Linked DNA regions of Homo sapiens: region 2 is linked to region 1. Evidence: chromatin loops called from intact Hi-C (ENCODE). Cell type or tissue: chondrocyte. All regions are shown on one strand. Each heading gives the region's core, and the rest is flanking DNA. Links, peaks and the distances in the headings are about the cores only.

The links. Hi-C counts contacts between places; a loop is a spot of excess contacts. Peaks named below come from ENCODE experiments on the same cell type or tissue, not always from the same donor. Only the 100,000 strongest peaks of a DNase experiment are listed, where the experiment ranks them.
Region 2: it touches region 1 in a loop (3-fold over the local background); 9 of 110 quality-filtered maps call a loop at or near these places.

What each region holds. Positions count from the first base shown.
Region 1 is chr12:89,539,025-89,547,365 of GRCh38, reverse strand. POC1B-AS1 (POC1B antisense RNA 1) reads right to left here. Exons shown (of 2, transcript NR_146294.1): 2 at 5,824-7,258. Among named protein-coding and RNA genes, the nearest start is that of POC1B-GALNT4, 17 kb to the right of the region's middle. RefSeq lists a silencer at 2,182-2,251. In chondrocyte, for the core only: CTCF peaks have their summits at 4,015 and 4,237 (motif pointing left); a DNase peak (open chromatin) is centred at 2,395.
Region 2 is chr12:90,906,013-90,914,353 of GRCh38, reverse strand. No RefSeq gene overlaps it. Among named protein-coding and RNA genes, the nearest start is that of LINC00615, 7.8 kb to the left of the region's middle. In chondrocyte, for the core only: CTCF peaks have their summits at 4,889 and 5,088 (motif pointing right); no DNase peak of the experiment used is centred there.

The DNA of each region.
Region 1 (8,341 bases), core at 30-8,029:
TATTCTTTATCCCCTCACACCCTCAGATCTATTCTCAGCACTTCTCTTCTCTGCAAAAGCTGATGAGTCAGACTTCTTACTGCTTCCCGCCTTTCCCTCAAACCGTACCTCTGGTCTCCCCGGGTATTCCCTATGACCCTTTGATGAGAAAAGAGGGTGACAGTGGCCTGGTCTGGTTTAAGAATTATCTGTCTGGGGTGGCTCTGCAAGCCATAGGAAAATCTTCCCATAGACAGAACTTCAGGAAGTACATCTGGTTGGCCACTGACATGAAAGAAGGGATAAGCTGAGGTTTCCTGAAATACACAGGCAGGGGCTAATGGGTTGGTCAAATTATCAGGGACCTGGAAGGTTGGTGCCAAGATCACCTAAAGGGAAGTTATATAATGGACCTCTAAAAATGGCTAGTCTTTGAGGCTATTTGAATAGCATATAAATGTTCCCCCAGAGGACATCTACCTCACAGAAAGCTAAATGAGGAGGTGGCCAAGATGACCTATCCCTTGGTTGTAGTGAGCCTCCTTCCCTGGCTGCTATGGTCTAAATATTTGTGTCCCTTCAAAACTCATATGTGGAAACCTAATCACCAATGTGAATGGTATTAGGAAGTGAGGCCACTGGGAGGTTAAGTCCCCAGGGAAGTTAAGTGCCCTTATGAATGGGATTAGTGCCCTTATAAAAGAAATCCCAGAGAGCTGCATAGCCCTTTCCACCATATGAAGACACAGAAGGTGGCCCTCTGTGAACCAGGAAATAGGCTCTCACCAGACGCAGAGTCTGCTAGAACCTTGATCTTGAACTTCCCAGCCTCCAAAATTGTGAGAAATAAATTTCTGCTGTTTATAAACAACCCAGTTTACGGCGTTTTGTTAAAGCAGTTGAGCATGCTAAGACACTGGCCATGTTTGTGCTTGGGTAAATGTCTCATGTACAAAGTGGCCATGGGAATAGGAACAGAGGCAATGAAATAAATAAACATGGACTTCCTCACATCACAGCTGATCTGCCACTGTCACTGCTGAGTGCCCAGATTTCTAAAACGGAAGGCAACACTGAACCCTTATTTGGCACTATTTCTTGGAAGTATCAGCCACCCAGGTTGATAATATCAGACCACTACATTATGGAAGGGGCAGGAATTTGTCTTCATGGGAATAATTACATATACTGGAGAGTAACTTCCCTTTCCTGTGCATGTTGCTTCCGCCAGCACTACCATATGTGGTTGATAGGCTGCCTTATTCATCCCCATGGTGTCACACACAGCATTGTCACTGATCAAGGAACTCATTTACAGTGAAACAGCTGTGGTATTACGCTCACATCGTAGAATTCATTGTTCTTACCTGGAAGCAGCTAGATTGATGGAATGATGAAATGTCCTATCGAAGGCTCATTTATGGAGCCTGCTGGGAGACAACATCTTGTGAAGTTGGGGTGCTGTCCTATAAGTGGTCAGATCAGTGGTTGATACATGGTGTTGAATACATGGCTCTGGGAACTCAGGATGAGTAATAACCCACTTCAATAATACTGTCTTCTTGTCCCTAAAACATTGCATCTAATGGGCGTGAGGTTCTTGTGCCCAAGGGGGAGATATATTTCTACTAGGAAACACTGAGAATGCCCCTTCAACATTTCAGGTTGTTCACAACACTGATCAAAGGCAGAGCATTGGCTGTTTGTATGGACTGGTATGATTAATTTTGATTATCAAGGAGAAATTGGGATTTTTGCTATCACATGGAAACAACACTGTATCTAGAGCCCATGGGATTCATTGCACTCCCATGTCCAGTAGTAATGGCCAATGAGAAACGGCAGCAACTCAACAAAGATGGAACCACCCGGATCCTGTGGCAAGGAAGGTTTGGCTCACCCCATCAAGTAAGACACCTTAACTGTCAAGATGCTAGGTGAGGGTAAAGAATTATGGAACGAGTGCTGGGAGGAGGAAGTCAGGATTATTAGATTAGAAATGCTTAGATGTGGAGCTGTAGTATGATAGTTATTTATTTTTTTACCTTTCTTTGCTGCCTTGCATCCTGGTGGTGACTAAAGTTACAGTTTAGGGTCCAGGAAGTAATATGACTGAAATACATCATCACTCAGTGATACAGTAGCTGATGAGACTATGTTTTCCCTGTGTTGAGGACCTGAGTTTCTTTGGCTAAGTAAAGTGTTAGAATGGAAGCTGAGTGACAATAGGGTGGCCTGGGATGGTTATTCTTAGATCTGTTCTCTGCCTTTTCCTGTCACGCTCTGCGGCCTGGGAGGCTGCCCTCTACTAGACCTGTTGTTTCATTTGCTTTTCCTTGCACTCTGGCAAGAAACTACTGGCAAGAGGCCAGAGGGCAGGAGGAGAGCCGGGCCAGGGATTTTTATGCCCTCCTCCTCTTTCCTCTCTGCCACACCGCAGATGAGACAGAGGCTCCAGCTCCCAGGCCCAGTGACCTCTCCTGCACAGTTTCAGCTCTTACCAGGCTGGTAACAGCATCCCCTCCCTTTGTCCCTGCAGACCTCCTGTGGTAAGAGCTAATCCCTGACTGTCTCCCCAGCTCTTGTTGGTTCCATTAACCCTGCCCACGCCTCTGTAAATAATCCCTGTATGAAATTCTCTTCAGCTAAACCCTTTGATGGTGCCATCTGTTTCCTACTAAGGCGTCAGTGGATACAGCAGGAAAAATAGCTGAGAAAGGAGAGAGGTATGGAGGTCAGCTATTGTGAAGTGGGGGAACATTTGAGGGCATATGGCTGGCACATACAGGCCAGAATAAGATGCATTTTCACAGGCTGAAATTGGCCAAGACAAAAAGAGTAATCTCTTCTAGTCAGAGCTCATAGTTGTTGTTTTTTTTTGGTATTGTCAGATAGAGAAAGCCTGCAAAGCTGATTGGGATGTGCCCAAGATTGAGAGGTTTTCTGGGTTGCAGGAATTTCAGTTCTAAAACTGGAACAGTCCTAGGCAAACTGGGATAGTTGGTCACCTTAATCTGTGATTATAATCAGGACTTCTGAGTCTTGCCCAGCTGCTCCTGCTGTAGGGACATTCTAGGCAAAAGGACACTGTTCTAGAACCACTTGGCTCCTCCTCTCCACCCTCAATCAATGGCAGACATCACTTATCTCTCAAGGCATACGTTCTCTACATGCAGTCTGAGATCTCTCTTAACACATGGTTCAGGAAGCTGGTATCAACTGTTCAGAGCTAGAATGCCAGACAAGAACCTTGCTAACACCCCTGAATTAGAGTGAATTAGAGCTTTGGCCCCAAACTCAAAAGCAGGGCTAGACCAAGAAGAGCCTCTAGAGCTCTTTTTTTGCCCTTGTTTCCTTGGGTATTGCTGAAGTAAGTAGCAGCGTGGGTGGCCTTTTTAGCTCCTTTGCACTTGGCCAATAATTAGATCCTACTCATCTCCATCTTTCCATCTACTGTAAGAGCTTCAAGGGCTGACATTGTGTTGTAAGAACAGCAGCTCACACCTTCAACATTAACAATCTGCCCGTTTATTATTCCAAGTGCTGTGTACTTTTTAACCATCTATATGTTAAAGATGAGGAGACAGTTAAATGATTTAAGTGACTTTTCCTAGGTCACACATGTAGCAGACCCAGGACTCAAATGCACTCATTCAGGTTCTTAGTACAGCACTTAGTGCCTCTCTCCTAGTTCCCTCGGATACCCTGCACCTGGCTCAGAGCTTGTCAGGTAGTGAGTGCCTGGTTATTAAATATGTGCTTAAAATTGTTAAATGAATACAAATCTTACCAGGAAATATGTCCCTTTTCATGTCTCCTTTTCCATGGACCCTGCTCTGGTTTTGTTAGGCCTTCTAAGCAAAGGCAACCTTTGACTCAGCTGACTAAACCAGCAGCATGAGAACAGAACAGAGCAGAGAGTGGTCCTTTGTCAATGGGCTCAAATCCAGGTTCTATCAGCCTCTTAATCTAGAAGGTGAGAATTTCAATGGTGCTTACCTCCGAAGAGTTGTGCCAAATGAGTCAAGAACTTGGCACACAGTACATACTTACTTTTAGCTTTGATTATTTTAATGGTTATTCTTGCAAATCAATCCAAATGCAGTAAATAGAAGTGCAAAGGGTAGATTTCCAATTCCAGGAGCAATCCCTTTACTTCTCCAGGCTTCTTCCTCTAGCCGAGGGCTCTTTCCTTGAAGTCAGTTTCACCCTGATCTTTTGATGCACCGCCTTTGGGATGAGTGGAGAGAAATGCTTGAGCTCCCCCTAGAGGATGGCGGTGCTCCTAACTTCAAAACCTTCCATGACGTCCCAGGACCCAGGATTAAAATGTTTTCTGATATTTTCTGTTTGTTCCTCCAAATGTTTGTTCCTCCTTCTGTGCTGGGTGTTTTCTGTTTGTCCCTCGGAAATTGCTTTTTACCCCCTTTTTACTCTCTTCTGGGCTACAGGGTGCTGACTTGTATAGATAGACTCCCTTTCTCTCCAACTTCCAGTTTGATATTAACCAATGGAAGTCATCAATATTGAAGAAGAGGAGAGAGGTTGGGGTATTATTTCCCCAGGCCCCTCCAAGCCAGGCTGCTAAGAGTAGGCAAGATCCCTCTACTAAAGGCCATGGCTTCTATCATGCAGACTTTCAGACTCTAAGATCTCTGGTTCCTTGGTGTTGGCTCCCCTGCTTCCCTCTTCAGACCTAGGGACAGAAATGACTTCCTGCTGTTGCTAGCCCATAGCACAGCACCATCCCAGTTTGCTTTCTCTTAATCCTAACTACACCTTGGTAAATGGTCCCTTTATTAGCTCTCCTCAACTACCCTGTTTGAGAGTGTCATCTGTTTCCTGCCAACCACTACATGCTGTGTCTAAATTCCTTAACAGTTTCATCTTTCCTCCACCTCCCCAGTACCCTGTGCTTCAATAAACACTACTTACAATCTCTGTAATATAATCCTGCTGCTTTGTGGCCCATGATTCTCCCATTAATTCTTATATCCGCAGTGTCCTTGCATTTTCCCTATCCTCTTCACAACCCGCTCTCCACCCTGGCCCTCATACAATGTCAATCCCCTTTCCTCATTAAAGGCTTCAATTCAAAGGCCATGTCTTCTATTCAGTCCTTCCTGATCTCCTTTGGCACACATTTTTTTTCCCATTTCACTGACATCCATGCCTTTTCTGTCCTATTGAGTAGCAGTCTTACATTTGGGTTGGATTCACCTTTTCTCTAGTGTCTATGGAGGGTCTGGGATAGTTTAACTATGTTCCATTAACTGGATTAATACAGGCCTAATCCAACCAATACATGATATTTCCCTGGCAATAGGGAAATGGCCAACACTTCTTCGTGGGTGTTCTACTCAGCGGGAGACTGCAGGGCTTTGTTCTGTGGTTGGTATCCATGCTCTCCCCTTCAGAAGTGAGCAGGGAGCAGAGAGTTGCACCCGCTGATTGTAGGCATCTGGTGACCAAGAGGAATGTCAATCTGAGGAAGAAACTAGCATGGAGAGAGGGCAGAATCAGGAGGATCACTAGCAAACAGAACCGGGGCCTTGATCAGACTGTGCCCAAAGCTGTTATTATGCAAGCCGGCTTGAGATGTTTTTTTTTTTGTTACACCAGCTAAAAATATATGTGACATTTATGTTAACAAAAAAGCAACATTCATAGAGTGCAATTAGAAGACAACTTCATCCTTTTCTTCTTCTGCCCATTCAAACTCACATAAAGGGTTACTTCTTCCTCTGCCTCTGGATAAAACCTTGGTGGGGTCCAAGGGGGAGGGAAGGTCCTATCCTTATCTATTCTTCTGCTGAGGATAAAATGTCTTCCAGTCACCTCTAATTACAAAACAGTTTTATTTCAGTAATTAAAATATCCATTTCTATGTCATAGTCAAACCTCTGAAATTCATTTAACATGAAAACTTTTCTCTCCTGACTCCAGCCACTAAAAGCTACAGTGGGTGTTGGGTAGAGGAGGAGAATGTTCCTATTTCCTCATCTAACATGGGGAATAGTGGCTTTTTACCTATTTCCCCTCTTCTTCACTTACTGAGAGGTCTCTGGCTCCTCCTGGATTAAAGCAGAGGAAGGAGGAGAAATATGAGGTAAGTTAGGGTCTTATTCATGTGGACACTGCAATGTAATATGATGATGGTTCCCTCTCTTTGCATGTTTAAAAGCACCTCTCCCTGGGTTTGAGTCCCAGAGAGAACTGTTCCCATGGGCACTTCTGTGGGTTCTCTGAGGACCTCATTGGGCACATTCAGCTGTGTTATTTATGATGTGGACAATGTACTTTTCTCTCTCTGTCATTTTTATTCCTTTCTCAGCTCCTGGGGCCCTGACAACCCATCTTCCTGTTGGGTTTATGGCATCCTTTTGGGTTTTCCCGGGCTGCAGGCCTGCACTCTTTTTCTCCCATGCAGCTCACATCCAGTCCTGGAGATACACTCATGCATCTTTGTCCCCATCGTCACTGGAAGAACAGTCTGTTCCAAGAGCTGTCTGGTCTTTTCTCTCTGCCCTCAGAGCAGCCAGCCAGCCGCATCCTCTTGCCTTTTGATTTCACAGGCATGAGCTGCATGGCTGTCACTGTGCTGGAGGTATTTATCTCAAATATAGTCTAATCTCCTCTTAGCAGGCTTGAGGGAAGAGAGAGATAAGTCCCACCCTTCCCCCATAGGCGTGGGAAGTAGGCCTGAGACACAAACACACTGACATACTCTCCATTATTTCCAAACTCACCTTTGAGATGGATGTTTGCTGAGAGCCACAAAACTGGTTTGTTGCTCCCTCCGTGAAAGTCCTGTTTAGGTATTCTAGCCCTTCCCATAGAACAAAGAGTACTGACCATCTAATGTGTGGAGGCCTTAGCAGAAACAGACAGAAAAAGCAGACAGAGTCCCACTGTAGCATCCTAACCTACATGCATACTTTACCCCAGGTGGAATTCACTGCTGTAGAGATGGATCCTGTATAGATGTTCATCAAAGTACTGGCAGCATGTTGATGCACTTGACTTTAAAAGTCAGGGACTAAGTCAGGTGAACAAAACTAGGAACTCACGGACCAAATCCAACTGGTTAGAGAGGCAAGTGATTTATTCTCCGGCTCATGTTTCTATATGGAGGCATTTTCCAAGACTAACAATCCTGGCTTCTCTCTTTTGGCTTTCCTTGTCCTCCGTGGGGCAAAGTTATCTGGAAAGTCTGGAAGGGACCAGGCACACGCAGCTCAGCCTTTGCTGCTCTCCCCTCTCTTCACACTTGTGTTATCTGCAAGGAGGGGAATATTGTAGTTTACTATCTTGACTGGAGGGTTAGCTCTGCCTTGCTGGGGTGAAGGGCTTGATTTGTGGGGAGGATGGTTAGTTCAATTCGGGAGCTTTCTAGCAAGCCTATTTGGTTGTACACTTAAGCCAAATCCTTTATGGTTACATCATCAGTATCGAAGCTGACATTTTGACCTTAATCTGCCTGAAACCTGTGTGGCTTAACTGGTTCCACATTCGGGTGAGAAAGAGAAGTCTTATTTTGGAGGTTGCTTAAACACCATCAAAATCCACAGACATTATTTTCTTTTTTTTCCTTTGGCCCACATAGTCTTTAAATTTTTTTCAAATCAGTTTACAACTTTTAATATTAGGGAGCTTTTAGCTAGAGTTCTGGATTTCCAGCATATCATGATAATTTCAATGAGTTCACTGGGGTTGCATGCCTTGTGGCAATGATTCCTGAGAGGGGTTGGGGAGGGGAGGTAGTAGCTGCTCCCTTTAGATAAAGCATGTACTTTCTAGCTCTCCCCAGTTCCCAGCTAGTTAGGGTTGCTGCATTTAGCAAATATGAATGCAAGAAGCCTGTTTAAATGTGCAGAAAAGATAAACAACTATTTTATTTTTACTTTTTAGTGTAAGTAGGTCCAATGCAACTCATGCAATTCAGTTAAAGCACCCTATATTGTATCTGGCAACCCTACCTCAACCAGTTTTGTTATCCACTTGGGCTTAGAAGGTAAGTGAGCTTTTTACCCTTGTAGTCATTTTTACTTATTTTTATAAGTACAATACCTAACATACTACCTGGCCCATAGTAAGATGTTCAATAACATTGATGGAATGATTATATAAACATAGCCTGAAGACCAAAATCATATTCCATAGAAAATATCACTAGTCACATAGATGAATAAAGAGTAACAACCTCTTGCTGAGCGCAACTTGAATAAAGAGTACACATTTGCAATTATCTGAGGAGCAGATCTGAGCTGGAATTCTGGACCCTTGACTTAATAGGCGTGGCTTTACTGCTGACTAGCTGAATACAGTTGAGCCAGTTAATACGCCTTCATGAACCTTTGAT
Region 2 (8,341 bases), core at 221-8,220, 1.4 Mb before region 1:
GACAATGGGGAAAATGTCTTCAGGGCATGTCAGAGGTATTCATGGCAGCCTCTCCCATCACAGGCCCAGAGGCCTAGAGGAAAAATGGTTTCATGGACCTGGCCCAGGGCTTTGTTGCTTTATGTGGTCTCAGGATTTGGTGCTGTGTGTCCCAGCTGCTCCAACTCTGGTCCTGAGGGGCCAAGGTACAGCACAAGATGTTGCTTCAGAGGGTGCAATCCCCAAGTCTTGGTGGCCTCCATGTGGTGTTGGGACTGTGGTACCCAGAAGTCAAGAATTGAAATTTGGGAATCTCCTCCTAGATTTCAGAGGATGTGTGGAAACACCTTGATGTCAAGCAGAAGTTTGCTGCAGGGGTGGAGTCCTCATGGACAACTTCTGCTAGGGCAATGTGGAAGGGAAATGTGCAATTGGAGTGGAGCCTCCACACAGAGTCCACACTGGAGCACTGACTAGTGGAGCTGTGAGAAAAAGGCCACCATCCTCCAGACCTCTGAGTGGTAGATTTAATGACAGCTTGTACCATGCACCTGGAAAAGCTGCAGAAACTCAATGCCAGCCCATGAAAGAAGCCAGGAGGGGGGCTGTACCCTTCAAAGTCATAGCAGCAGAGCTGCCCAAGACCATGGGAACCCATCTCTAGCATCAGCATGTCCTGGATGTGAGGCGTGGAATCAAGGAGATCATTTTGGAACTTTAAAATTTTGGACTTGCATGGGGCCTGTAATCCCTTTGTTTTGTCCAATTTATCCCATTTGGAACAGGTGTATTTGCCCATTGCCTAAACTCCCATTGTATCTAGGAAGTAACTAACTTGCTTTTGATTTTATGGGCTCATAGACAGAAGAAGCTTGCCTGTTTTTCAGATGAAACTATGGATTTAGACTTTTGGGTTAATGCTGGAATGAATTAATACTTTGAGGAACTGCTGGCAAAGTATGATTAGTTTTGAAATATGAAAGGGACATGAGATTTAGGAGGAGCCAGGGGTAGAATGATATGGTTAAGTTTTGTGTCCCAACCTAAATCTCATCTTGAATTGTAACCCCCATAATCTCCACATGTCAATCGAGAGACCAGTTGGAGGTAATTGAATCATGGGGGCTGTTTACCCCATGATGTTTTCATAATTGTGAGTGAGTTATTATGAGATCTGATGGTTTTATAATGGGCTCTTCCCCCTTCACTCAGCAATTCTCCTTCCTGCCACCTTGTGAAGAAATTGCCTTGCTTCCCCTTCACCTTCCACCATGATCATAAGTTTCCTGAGGCCTCTCAAGCCATGCTGACCTGTGAATTAATTACCTCTTTCCTTCATAAATTACCCAGTCTCAGGCAGTTCTTTATAGCAGTATAAAAATAGACTAATACACGGCTTCAACATATGAATTTTGGAGAGACACAAACATACAGTCCACAACACAAGCCCACACACTAATCCTTAGGGAAAATAAAACATAATGAAGATCTAAACAATGAGATATTTGTGCCCTCTATTTTCAACTGGTCATTGCCACTGCCTGGTTCTCTTTTATTCATGTCTTCTTCATTCCCCAGTGAATTTTCCATACATTCCATTCCATGTCTTCGAAAGCACCATCGGAAGTTCTCATTTTCGTGACTCCTTGGATCTTTATAGTTGATATTTAGATCTGTTTTATAAAGATGGGATTATTTGGCACATGCAGTCAACACTGAGACTTTTGATGGTACTTTATAAAATAAAGGAGTGTGGGACTAGAATGCATGTCTCACTACAAGATTCTAACTGGTGGTCATAGTGTGGGAAACAAGGATCATGACTCCAGTGCAGTTCATAAAGGCCTTGAGAGCTTTCAGCTCAGGCTCCAAGACAGTAAAAGTATTCTAGGCCATCAGTTCATTGAAATGGGTTTGGAGGGTAAAATAGATCCACCTTCAGGGACTTGAGAATCTCAAAAGCCATAGCATGGGGACTTGACAACATGGGATGGGGACCAAGGAAAGGAAGTTTCATTACTGATATCCAGAGAAAGTGACTGCATTGTTAAGCACAGACTGAACAAAATATAAGGCTCAGAAGCAAGAATAGTCTTGATGCCAAATAAAGTTTTTTGGGAACACAATCTTGGAGCTAAACCAGTCCAGGAGGTAGGGGGCGAATTAGATCCACTATAAGAATAGAAATAATCCTGTGATGGGAGCTAGTAGGAGAGATGATAAGAGTGGAGCAATAAAGAGCATGAAGCCAAACGGCATCTGGGCATGGATTCTTTTATCCTCTTTTCCGCATGTCTTCACACCAACATATATTTGTATCTTCTTCAAAATTTTCTTCAGATTCTCAAGAGAAATATTCTCTAGAGATAACAGTTTAATGTTATCTTTTATATACAAGCACAAACTTTGATCTTCAAGAGTCCATGGAGGTTTTTTAAAAATATTTTTATTTTCTCTGCTTAAGAGCTGTGTCTTACACTGGCACAAATTCATTATGATCTCAGTTATCCACATATGATATTTTAAGTGTCAGATTCCAAAGAAGAAGACCACCACAATTTTACAGAACATGCCATCATAAAATCGTCGTTGTTAGTGACTTAGGATGAGTGAGGAGGGTCTCAATTTAGATTCATTAATAGCTTTTATCCTGAGAACTGCTGCGATTTTATATAATTTTCCTGTTTTGTTTGATTTTCAATATTGCACACAATTCACTTGGGTTAGAGTTTCAAAACCACTTAGGAAATTAAGAGGCTTTTTGGAAAATAATTAATAGTAAAATAAGATCAAAATTGTAGGGTGATGTTTCATCTCTAGCAACTGAGGCTTAACATCTAGTACATAAGTAACCTTCATTTGTATAACCCACAATATTCTATTAAGAAAAATATAGATAGCCATTACACCCAGACTGTGAACCAAACAAACCTCTTTAAACTTTTTTAAAAATTTATCTACATTTTAGGGGTATACATGCAGCTTTGTTACATGGATATACTGAATAGTGGTGAAGTCTGAGCTTTTAGTGTATCAGCCACTCAGATAATGTATATTGTATCCATTAAGAAGTTTCTCATCATCCACTCCCCTCTCACTCCCACAATCTTCCAAGTCTCCAATGTCTATTATTCCACACTCTGGTGTACACATTATTTAGATCCCAGTCATAGGTGAAACATGCAGTCTTTATCTGTTTCTGAGTTGTTTCACTTAGATAATGGCCTCCGATTCCATCCATGTTGCTCAAAAGACATGATTTCATTCTTTCCTGTGGCTGAGTAGTATTCTATTGTGTACATAGGCCACATTTTCTTTATCTAATCCGTCGATGGACACTTAGATTTGTTGATTACATATCTTTGCTATTGTGAATAGTGCCACAATAAATGATAAACATACACACACCTTTTTCATATGCTGACTTGTTTTTTTCCTTTGGAAGATGTTGAGTAGTAAGATTGCTGGATCCAATGATAGTTCTATTTTTAGTTCTTTGTGAAATCTCCATACTGTTTTCCATGGAGGCTGTAGTAATTACATTCTCACCAACAGTAAGTAAATTTTCTTCTTCTCTGCATCCTCGCCAGTGTATGTTTTTTTTTTTTTTTTTCATTTTGGCTGTTGTAATGTGATATCACCTTATGGTTTTAATTTGCATTTATCTGATGATTACTAATGTTGAGAATTTTTTTGTATATGCTTGTTGGATCTTTGTATGTTTTCTTTTGAATGTCTGCTCATGTTCTTTACCTGCTTTTTAACAGAGTTGTTTTTTGTTGTCATTGGGTAGATTTCCTTATAAATTATGGATATTCGTGTTCTGTTGAATGCATAGTTTGCAAATATTTTCTCCCTTTCTGAAGGTTGTTTGTTCCCTCTGTTATTTTGTTTGCTGTGCAGAAGCTTTTTAGTTTAATTAAGTCACTTTTGTCTATTTTTGTTGCTTGTGTTTTTGAGGTCTTAGTTGTGAATTATTTACCTAGACCAATGTGCAGAAGAGTTTCTCATAGAAACTAGAGTTTCTTCTAGTACTTAGACAGGTTTTAGTCTTACATTTAACTTTTTAATCCATCTTGGGTTAATTTTTGTATATGTTGTGTGAGAGAAAGGCCCAGTTTTATTCCTCTGCATATGTCAATTCAATTTTCCCAGGACCATTTATTGAATAGGGTGTCCATTCTTCAGTGCATGTTTTTGTCAGCTCTGTCAAAGATCAGTGGGTAACACATACGTGGTTTTATTTCTGGGTTCTCTATTCTGTTCCACTGATCTATGTGTCTATTTTTATATCAGTACTATGTTGTTTTGATTACTAGAACTTTGTGGCATAATTTGAATTCAGATAATGTGATGTCTCCAGCTTTGTTCTTTTTGCTAAGAATTGCTTTGGCTATTTGGGCTCTTTTTTGGTTCCGTGTTAATTTAAAAATAGCTTTTTCTAGTTCTGTAATAAATAAAATTGGTATTTTGATAACAATTGTATTGAATTTATAGATTGCTTTGGGCAGTATGGTCATCTTAAATATATATGTATATATGGTCTAGAGGTCCCTGTTGATCTTACAGCTCATGAAGCCAGCTTTTGAGAAGCATTTAATTATGTTCCAGGTATTGGTAGACCTGAGGTGATACTGCAGGGAAGTATCCCAAGGGAAAATCAAAGGTGGCATGAATTTGACATTATATCTGACTCATACCTGAATGCAGGTGGTTTGAAGTCTGAAAATACTGAAAATGAGTGACTGCTGAGTTTGACATCCCTATTCACGTGATGATAAGGCAGTCCTCTAATGAGAACTTTGCTCCCACACAGCTCCTGGGCATCCAGATAACTCTTCATTGCCTGATACCTGCTGTACTTCATCTTCACTCGAGTTTGTTCTCTAAGCTTGTGGCTCCTGCCTGGCGTGTGGGCTTTTCTCCTTGTTCTTCCTTTCTTCCCAGAGTGTTGTGGATTTTCTATACACAATGCCTTTTTATGCTTCCATACGAAAGCCCTCTTCTTTCTTTTTTCTCACGTGGTTCTTTGTGAGCAATAAAGTGTATCCCATTTATCCAAACTTCAACCCCTATTATTAGCAGCAAAACTGCTGCATGTTCCACTCCCACTAGAGGGCAGTGAGACCTGAATCTTCCTAAAGAAAATTGCTTGGTATCCATGTGGATAGCCATGGGACGTTGAGGCTGCTTTAATCAGAGGCTTATTCTAGAAAGGGTTTCAGAAAAGGTGTGGAGGATGGTAGGGAGTACGGAGCAGATGCAGTATAAACCTTCCTCAATTTGGAGAAATAATTTATTTGTAAGATATAGTCAATGGATTTTTCTACCTGCAATGTCCAGTGTATGAATAAATAAAGGTATGGATGGCCTGAGTGTGTGTGTGTGTATATACATATAAAATATATATTATATATATTTATATATTATATATTATATAAATATATATTCTATATAAAGAGGCTATATATATAATAGACTATATATATTGTATAGATAGTATATATATGTGTCTATCTATCTATCTACATATATATACTATCAAAGGGTTCTGAGAACATCATATAAAACTTTGGCCAGTGTGCTGCATAGATATGGGCTGAAACACCATCTCTGACCACACTCACTTCTGAAAGTAAGTGAGTCTGTGACAGCCCTGGCTGCCTAAACTGTAATTATGTAACAAATGGTTCCTTCACTATGGGCTGACCAGGCAACAGTGACCTCTGTGAACTGACTTGAAAAGATGACTCAGGCCTGTCAGATTCTTGCTTCTATGAGATTGCATTTGTAATAACAAAAACATTAAATGTCTTCTACTTAACATTGGGAGTTTAAAGTGAAAAGATATGACTTAGAGAAAAGGCCTAAAGAAGCCATAGAAAAACTGAAGTTATGACAGAGCAGAAAATAATGAGAAAGCTGACGTGCAGAGAAAAGCAGGCAGGACCTGAGGGAGGAGAGAACAAGTGATCCCCATGATAAGCTATTTGTAGTTTTTCACTTATAATATGTACAGATCTTTATGTAGCAGCATATGCATTCTCAATCAATTTTGATTTTTAAAAAACCTCAAGTTTTAAAAAATATATTTTAAAGAACTATTTAATCCTTCTTGGAACATTCTCTACAAGTTTTCTCTTTCCTCTTTTTCCTTACAGTGTTTGAAGATTTATCAATGTTCTTATTCTGCCAAATGCTTTTCCTCAATAATTAGAATTGAAGTATTTTGAAGACACCTTTCTTGTATTGCTGGTGATGGCACCACCTTCCCAACACTCTGCTGATGGCCTTTGTCAAATGGCCTCTCTGCAGAAGTTAGAATGACTTCTTTACACCACAGAAATTAGAGGATTAGATTGGCCTCTCCTAAGAGGATCTCTTGAACTGGTTATGTCCTAGCTGGGAATTTCTGAGTTCTCTGCTCCTGGCTCCTACAATGGTCTTCTCTTTAAGGTTGGTTTGCTCTGAGGAGTCCATCAGCAATCTAATGCTTGCTTCGCAGGTCTCTCATTAGCTTGCCAAGAACTATAGACATTTTACTTCACTTCTTTCCACAGGAAAAGAAATTAGCCACTGATTCCTGCAGGCTCAAGATTAACACCACATCCCTACATCCTTAACTTTGAATACATTAGCTAAACCCAGGATTTCTGTTATTATTACTATTAATATTTCAATAGTTTTTGGGGAACAGGTGGTGTTTGGTTACATGGATACATTCTTCAGGTGTGATTTCCGAGATTTTGGTGCATCCATTAACTGAGCAGTGTATACTGCACCCAATATGTCATCCTTTATCCCTCACTCGTCCTCCCACCTTTCCCCCCAAGTCCCCAGAGTACATTATATCATTCTTATGTCTTTGCATCCTTATAGCTTAGCTCCCACTTATAAGTGAGAGCATACGATGTTTAGTTTTCCATTCCTAATTTACTTCACTTAGAATAATGGTGTCCAACTCCAGTCAGGTTGCGCAAATGCTATTATTTCATTCCATTTTATAGCTGAGTAGTATTCCATGGTGTTTGTGTTTGTGTGTGTGTGTGTGTGTGTGTGTGTATACACACACACATATATATAGTGTTTGTGTGTATATATATATAGTGTGTGTGTATATATATACACACACACACACATACACACACACACACGCACATCACATTTTCTTTATCCGCTTGTGGGTTGATGGGCATTTAGGCTAGTTCCATATTTTCATAATTGCGAATTGTTCTGCTAAAAACATGTGTGTGCAAATGTCTTTTTCATAGAATGACTTCTTTTCCTCTGGGTAGATACCCAGTAGTGGGATTGCTGGATCAAATGGTAGATCTACTTTAAGTTCTTTAAGGAACCACCATACTGTTTATGCTAGTTTACATTCCCACCACCAATATAAAAGTGTTCCCTTTTCACTGCATCCATGCCAACATCTCTTATTTTTATTTTTTATTTTTTATTTATGGCCATTCTTGCAGGAGTAGGGTGTAAACCCAGGATTAATAATCTCTAAGGCATTCTCTTTACTTTTCACTTGTGCATTTCAAACCACTTTGTGGTCCACTACAGAGAAATTACAGACAGAGGGTACCCAGACATGGGTCATGAGTCCTCCATATCCTTTGTCCTAGAGGTCAAGTGCATAAAGTTCAATTCTTCATTCACAGAGAAGCCTTATACTAAAATACTATTGCAGTTCACCATTTAATTTTATGCTTATTGACCCATGATTACATTATGTTTGCTTTGTAGAGTTCTTTTCACTGAGCACTAGGATATAGCCACATTTTATGTATTTGGCTTCTTTTATTTATTCCAGTTTTACAATGCAGCTTCGGTGGTATGAGATGTAGAATAACTAACTGCTAGAGTGTGCCATGGTAAAATGTATCGTGTATCGAGATAAAGAAGAGCTCACATGATAAGTAAAACCTCAAGTCAGAGATGAATTAAAAGGAGACCAGTAATTTGAAATAAATTAAATTTAGAGAAGCAAATATCTCTGGGCCATCTACAATTCTTCACTATATTAGGCTGGTGCAAACATAATTGCAGTTTTTGCCATTACTTTTAATGTGTGTTTTCTTTATTCATCACTATGACTTGGCAAAATGATATATGTCTTCCTCCCAAAGGGCCCAACATTTCTTATTTATCTTTGTATCTCCAGTTGAGTACCTTGCACATTATTCTGAACACTGTGACTCACTGAAGGACTTGTTCTCATGAAAGAGAAAAAGACAGTGTTCAGCTGTCAGCACTTTCAGGAATGGACTTAGCTGTAGAAAGCCACCTTGGCCAAGATCATGTCCCTTTCATGGGTTCCTCATCCAGTGAATAGTTAATGAAAGGGTATAAATCC